Linked DNA regions of Homo sapiens: region 2 is linked to region 1. Evidence: chromatin contacts called from ENCODE Hi-C or POLR2A ChIA-PET data. All regions are on one chromosome and are shown on one strand. The core of a region is the stretch at or near the end of the contact, and the rest is flanking DNA. Distances in the headings are between cores, read along the strand shown. Region 1 overlaps HIVEP3 (HIVEP zinc finger 3). Region 2 overlaps HIVEP3 (HIVEP zinc finger 3).

Region 1 (3,384 bases), core at 290-2,789:
CTGCAACATCCAACTCAAATGCCTTCACCTTCCTCTATCAAGCTCAGAATCTCCACTTGACATCAGTTAGGGCCAAACACACAGACCATCATCATTTCCTGCCTGGATTGCTGGCTGGCTTTTGACTGGCTCATATCCTAGCTTTCTAAGCTGACTGTGAGCTCCCTGAGGCCAACCATCCATCTTGCAGATCCTTGGGTTCAATAACAAATGCTTACTGAGCACCTGCAGAAACCTATACAGCAGCACCCTGCTGGGTGTACAGAAGAGGAAGGCCGAATCCCTGCCTAGAGGGGAGCCCCTCTCATGGAGAGACAGATGGAACTTGCATATATGACCAGGGTAGAAATAAAGACAGGGTACCACAGAATCCCAGAGTAAAGGTCCTAATGCCATGGGGAAGGGGCACTCAGGGGGCAGGGAAGGAAAACTCAGAAAGAGGGAGCAGCACACGCAAAGGATTAAAGTGTGACATGTTCTGCACAAGAGCAGGGGTGGGGGAGGAAGAAGGATGGAGATAACGGGAACAGGCTGAACTGGGAATGCTGAGCTAAGGGTCTGGATTCATCCTGTAGGTCAAGGGTTGGCAAATCCAGCCGGCTGCCTGTTTTCGTACATAAAATTTTACTGGAACACAACCACGCCCATTTTTTACATATTATCTGTGGTTGCTTCCAGGCTGCAATGACAAAGTCAAGAGAGACTATATGCCCGGCAAAGCTTCAAATACTATCTGGCCATTCAGAGCAAAAGAATGCTCATTCCTGCCATAGACGCTGGAAGCTATGGGTGGATTTTAAGCAGCAGATAGCAGGGTCAGATTTGTGTTTCACGTTTCTATCACTCTCGGATCATGCTGGGATGTGCTGGAGCAGGCAAGCCAGGGGAAAGGGAAGGTGGCTGGGAGGCTGGTACAGTTTTCCAGGTAGGGGATGGAGATCAACAACAACATTGCTGTTTTTTATTAAGAGATTCATTAAGAGTTGCTATGTGCCCACACTGGGCTGTGCCCTTTACACATATTCATTTAATCTGCAGAGTAACTGCTGGATATAGCTAGAGTTGTTATCTCCATCCTACTGATGAGGCACAGAGAAGTGAAGTCATTTGCCCAAGGTCACGCAGCCAGTATGAGACAGAGCCCGGATGCAAACCCAGTGGTCCAAACCTGAGCTGGGGCCCTCAGTGCCAAGCTCCAGGGCTTCAGTGTCAAGCATGTTTTTGGCAACAGATCCCTTCGAGCCTCCCTGGGAATACACAGAACACAAATCCTCTAAAGGAGAAAATCTACCCCAGCCGAGTCAGGCAGGAAGTGGGAGGCAGCAGTGTGGCTATTTTGGAGAAGCGACACGAGAAACCACGAAACTTCCTACCTGTCCCGTTTTGCTCCCATCTGTCCTCAGAAACAAGGCTGCCCCTCTCCAAGATAAAAAGGTGTTTCTCCCCACACAGTGGCTCTGCCACTGGTGGTGGGAGAGAGAGCACTAAGCTTAGCACACACTTGCTATTTTTAAAGGGCTATATAAACAAACAGGGCTATGTAAATAAGAAAAAAATGAGGTCATCCTTTTAAAACCTAAAAATGTCCCTTTTCTATGGGGTGAGCAGCACAACCTCAGAAAGCACAGGGGTTTTTCTATCCCCTTGAGGCTTCTCTAGCCCATGGCCTCCAAAAACCACCAGGCCTGGCTCTCTTCCTTGCACCCACTGAGTGAAGGGCAGGTGGCCTGGGAGTCAGGACTCCTGGGTTTCATTCCTGGGTCTGTGGGCTTTGCCTCAAATGCCTAAGGCCAATGTGCAATCCCAGCCACCACCATCCAGGGAACCTGACATCCAACCCCACGCCGGTCTCTCACAAACACGGCCCATGCTCCAGGCCCTCCTCCTCCTGTGCCAGCCCTGGTTTGGCAAGCTGATTCTCCTGGCCCCTCGGGTATCCTTTTTCCTCCCCACTGCCTCACACCTTGACCTGTTGAATGGCCACAGAGGCTCTCTGCATGCCGATCAGAGTGACGTGTATGCTCCCCACCCCCACTTCTCTGCACACATGTTTACCTTGCTCCACGCTCTTCTGCACCTTTTCTTCAAAGGCGCGGGCCAGAGGTCATTAAAGCAGCCCCAGGAGCTGAGTTTGCTCATCAACAACTGCTAGGAGACTTCCCAAGCCTCAGCAGAAGCTCACATGGCCTCCCTGGGTTGCGAAGAGTACTATTTCCACTACTGACTGCACTCTCCACAGCATCACCTCAACTTCTCCCCTCCCCATCTCTCCTCCTTCCTCCTCTGCCTCCAACTCTCAGCATCCGTGGCCCCTCCATTATCCTCCAGTACAAAAATGAGAACCACCAATATTTGCTGAAGGGGTAGTCTCCAAATTGTGTTCCATGAAAGTGTTTCAGAGGCTCTCCAAATGTTCCACGAGCATGTTATTCTAAAAGTACAGTTTGACTCCTATTCTAACAGAAAACGAGCACGTACACACATTCAAACATGCTCTATAGCACATGGGAACACACTGAATATAGCCAACAAGTGCTGCCGGTTTAATTTGGTTTGTGCAGACCTCAGATGAAGGTCTGGGTAGATCTTGACCTTCACCGTTGAAATGTATCTTCAGTTAGGAAGAGTGGAGCTCTTCACTGGGTATCTTTGTGTTGTCATTTTTTAAATTCAGGACTCTATATGCGTACACAAAACCATACAAGCAAGTACACTCTGAAGCTTTCAATGACAAGACAATGTATTATGTGGATTATCATGAAAATATCATAAATGATTGTGGGGCTTCCTGTCTGACTTATGTGTGTAATAGGAAGGAATTCAAGCAGTTGTTGGATATTGTCACTGATGCAAACCAGAATTCCCTTCTACTCCTCCCCAAATGCCCAGATAATGTTGAACTGAAGACCATTCTGTGGCTTTAAGGCAAGCTGTTAACAATCTGTCACCATTCACATCATGTTATGGATGTTGATTTAGAATTCCTTGGCCAGGCGCGGTGGCTCACGCCTGTAATCCCAGCACTTTGGGAGGCCGAGGTGGATGGATCACAAGGTCAGGAGTTTGAGACCAGCCTGGCTGACATGGTGAAACCCCATCTCTAATAAAAATACAAAAATTAGCTGGTGTGGTGGCATGCGCCTGTAAGCCCAGCTATTTGGGAGGCTGAGGCAGGAAAATAGCTTGAACCTGGGAGGCAGAGATTGCAGTGAGCCAAGATCATGCCATTGCACTCCAGCCTGGCTGACAGAGCGAGATTCCAACTCAAAAAAAAAAAAAAAAAAAAAAAAAAAAAAGAATTCCTTAATACTTTGCAGTCAAGCCAAACGAAACAAGAAAGAAAAAGGAATATTAGATATTGCAGCTGATAAAGCAAGCAATACA
Region 2 (3,384 bases), core at 569-3,068, 39 kb after region 1:
GCTTTCAGAACTAACAATCCACTGAACACACTGGGAAAATCTGCTACTAGGCACACAGGACACTTATTAATGACCCCTTTTTTGCAGATGATGGAACAGAAAGGGTGTTCTAAGTCACAGAGCAGAGCCATGACAACTACCAGCCCAGAAATCATCCAAACCACAGTTACTGGCACGTGCACAAGGCTTTACATCTACAAAACATTTTTTACTTACGTGATCTCAATCTTTCTTAAAAACATACCTCTGGGGACACTCATTCCATTTTTGATAAAACATAGCCTGAAAGAGACGAACGAGTCTGCCCAGAGTCACTAAGGGATAGACCCATAATTTGGCTCTATCAGTTTCCCCTATGTCCTTGATGAAACATCAATCAATACATTATATTTTTATAGATAAACAACTGTGGCCACTATGCAGAGATCCCTGCAAGATGCCAAGGCTGATGCTATCTGCACCTGTTTTGCAGCCACCACCACTTCTGTCTGAAGCCCAAGCACCCTGCTCTGATTAAGGGGGGTTGGGGAGGGTGCTCTCAGAAATGCCCCTGGAGTAGAAGCCGCTCTGGAAACATCCAGGCTGTGAAGTGGGAGTAGATCTCTCCCAGTCGCCACACCCTCCTGACCATGCCAGGTACAACCCGCTAGGATGTACCCCCAGTGCCAGCTGTCATTATGCCGGGAGGAGGGGCTCCTCGGAGGATCCAGAGCAATGCTAGTTTAACTCACTCCCAATGAGCCCCGAGGAGCCCCAGGCTGGTGGGCTCTGACAGACTGAAACTGCATGGCCTTGGGGGAAGCTAGGGCTGCCAAACCCATTCAGCAGCTCCCGCCGGGTGTGCCGTGTCCCACGGTATGCGTGGGTGCGAGGGGTGAGCGCCGCGCCGGGGTGAGAGTCTGCGCTGGACACAGGAGGCTGTGCACGCCAACGGCCGTGCCAGGCGCGAGTGTGCCAGAGAAGTGTGTGAACGCGGGAACGCTTGTGTCGCCCTAGGGTGGTGACAGAAGTAGTGTCTGGAAAACGCTGGCTGAGAGCGCGTGCATCAGGCCACCGCAGGCTGCGAAGAAGCCGGGGCCCCTCACTCCAAGGGTCCCGGGAGTTGGCACCGACGCACTACTGCAAGCGCGCCCGCGCCCAGCCCTCTCCCACCGACGCGGCTCCCTCCGGTCCCTCTGCCGCCCGCTCGGCGGTGCCCGGTCCCTGGGCTGCCAGGCCGCGGCGGGGGCGCGGCGCGCGGGGCGCTCGTTGCTTACCTGCGGGCGGCCGAGGCTCCGCTGCTCTGGGCTGGGCTGCGCCGCGCTGGACTGGGCTGCGCTGGGCTGCGCGCCCGGCCTCCGCGCGGCTCGGCAGCGCCCGCGCGCTCGGCTCCGCCCGGCTCGGCTCCGCCCGGCGGTGCCCCAGGCGCTCGCTGGCGGCCCACGCGGCGCGGGGTGGGCGCGGGGCGGGCTGGCGGGCGGGCGCCGGCGGCGGGCGCGGCTCCGGGCCGCCCCGCGGCCGCTTGGAAGCTCCTTATTTGGGCAGTGATGTCAGGGGAAGTCGCAGGGGCCGGACCACCCACTTCTTTCCATTCACTCCCCAGAGTTTCCTGTCGCCGAGCACGGGGACCCCGCCGCCGGCCCGGGGCGCCTCTCCCGTCCGCTCGGCCTCACTGCTGGCCACCCCGGGATGCCTTCGCGGCCGGGGTCGCAGATGGGCCCGGGCGCGGCTGGCGGCTGCCAGGGGAGGGTCTCCTCGCCCGGGGAATCCCTGGCTGCCGGCGGCCGCGGGGAGGGTCTGCGCGCCGGCCTCCTCGGTGACAGGCCGTGTCACTCCGGGCGCCGCCCCTCCCTCCGCGCCCGCCCCGGCTCCGGCGCTGTCTTTTCCTCCTGGGCCCTCTAGGGAGGGCAGACAGGGAAGCCCCTGTCGCCGCCGCCGGGGCCCTGCCACTCTGCGCCACGCCTTGGTCGCACCCGGGCCCAGCGGGAGTCCATCGCCGTCCCCAAAGTGTGCGCTCCCCGCCTTCCCCCTGGGTGCCAGCCGGGCTCCGGGAAGCCCGCGCCTCCCCAGGCGGGAATCCGCTTTAATGAGCTCTGGGCGGGGCGGGCCTGCCAGGGCCTCCCTGGGCTCAGGCCTGGGGTGGGGGCGGGGGACACCCCGGGGCTTCCCAATGGCTTGACTTTACCAGAAGCTGCTGGATCTCGGGATTTGGGCCTGAGTCACTCTGGTCCTTGCTCTGGCCAGGATCAAGCACACTTGAGCCAGTTCCCAGCCAGGCCTCCACAGGTCTGCGGGAAGGCCAGGACCCTGAGATCTCTCTCCGTGATCTGTTATTTCACTGATGCCCACCAGAGGTTATTTGGCAGAGGTCAACCCTCTGCCACAGTGGAACCAGGGCTGGCCCTGGGTTTGGCTGACTCCAGGAACAGCCTCAGGAGGAGACAATGGAGCTGGGGGTCGGGGGTGTAGAGTGGGGTTAAGCCAGGACTAGAGTGAGGTAAGTTAAGTGCCTAGGATGCAGAATTTAACCAAGCACTCCCTTTCAGGGTCATGAAAGTTTGAGGCCCCACAGGGGAACTAAGCACTATGCTGACCCAAGTTTCCAGGGGGATCCTTGGAGGCTCCAGGTTTCCTCTGGCTCCAAAGTCATGCCCTCAACTTCTCTAGGCCCAAAGGGCGGATTAGTGACCTTGGGCATTTGTGTGCCTTTATACAACAGCCTCTGATAGAGCTGCCACCCTTCCTCCAAAGCCAGATCAGAGCAAATAGACTCCTCCCAGACCCCCAGCTTTAATGGAGGGAACCCCCACCTTCTAAGAGGCACTACATTCCTAGGGGCAGAGAGGAGGAAGCTATGGCTCCAGGGCTTGCAGAGAGTCAAGGCAGGTGTGATTGCAGCTGGACATGGGTCTGCACACTCACGTACACGATTGCAAACCCACTGACCAGCTGCCAAGCTGCCCAGCTGTTCTGTGGATCACCACCACCCCAGTCTCTCTCAACTTCCATCAGCTCCCAGGGCCCAATCCCAGCTCTAATTGGGTCATCCTCCTTCTGACAAAGCCCCAAAGGGAAGGACCACACTTCCTGATCTGGCATGCAAGGCCCCACGGACCAGCTGCATCTCCCAGAGCTCAGCCCATCCTGCCATTTGCCCAGCCACCACCCCCAACACGCACCACTTTGCACCAGTTTCCACTTCTTGAGGTCTTCATACAGGCTTTCCCTTTGAAATGTCTTCTCCACCCCCTCCAGCTGTCCTTCACACCCTGAATCCAAGCCTGCCCTTGATACAGGTCCTTCTCTTGAGCAGGGCAACTGGGGTGGGGTGCCCCCTGGGACAGATTCCTGCTCCTCACTCCACTCCTGCCCTGCCCCCACTGTCCTGCTTCCCGTTTTCTGTCT

What was found. Hi-C counts contacts between places; a loop is a spot of excess contacts on that map. ChIA-PET counts read pairs that join two places held with the same protein, here RNA polymerase II (POLR2A). Pooled maps may share reads with other maps.
Region 2: a loop to region 1 is called in a map of B cell, with 12 times the contacts of the local background. The contact joins two enhancer-like sites. A Hi-C loop is called at or near these places in 12 of 168 maps with a recorded cell type or tissue (B cell, IMR-90, PC-3 and 7 more), 11 of 37 single-sample maps with no recorded cell type and 16 of 50 pooled maps. POLR2A ChIA-PET finds 5 or more read pairs at or near these places in 11 of 52 experiments (A549, AG04449, B cell and 7 more).

Annotation. Positions count from the first base shown.
Region 1 is chr1:41,621,897-41,625,280 of GRCh38, forward strand. The region is part of intron 3 of HIVEP3 (HIVEP zinc finger 3); the gene reads right to left. All of the region lies in intron 1 of LOC128125817, which reads right to left. Among named protein-coding and RNA genes, the nearest start is that of EDN2, 140 kb to the left of the region's middle. RefSeq lists enhancers at 1,230-1,319, 1,480-1,649. Within about 2 kb of position 1,540, at least 3 of the 41 ENCODE cell types and tissues checked have a DNase peak (open chromatin) inside an H3K27ac peak, as active enhancers do; they include B cell, where a contact is called at or near this core.
Region 2 is chr1:41,660,878-41,664,261 of GRCh38, forward strand. The region is part of intron 2 of HIVEP3 (HIVEP zinc finger 3); the gene reads right to left. Among named protein-coding and RNA genes, the nearest start is that of EDN2, 180 kb to the left of the region's middle. RefSeq lists a silencer at 1,226-2,105. Within about 2 kb of position 1,819, at least 31 of the 41 ENCODE cell types and tissues checked have a DNase peak (open chromatin) inside an H3K27ac peak, as active enhancers do; they include B cell, where a contact is called at or near this core.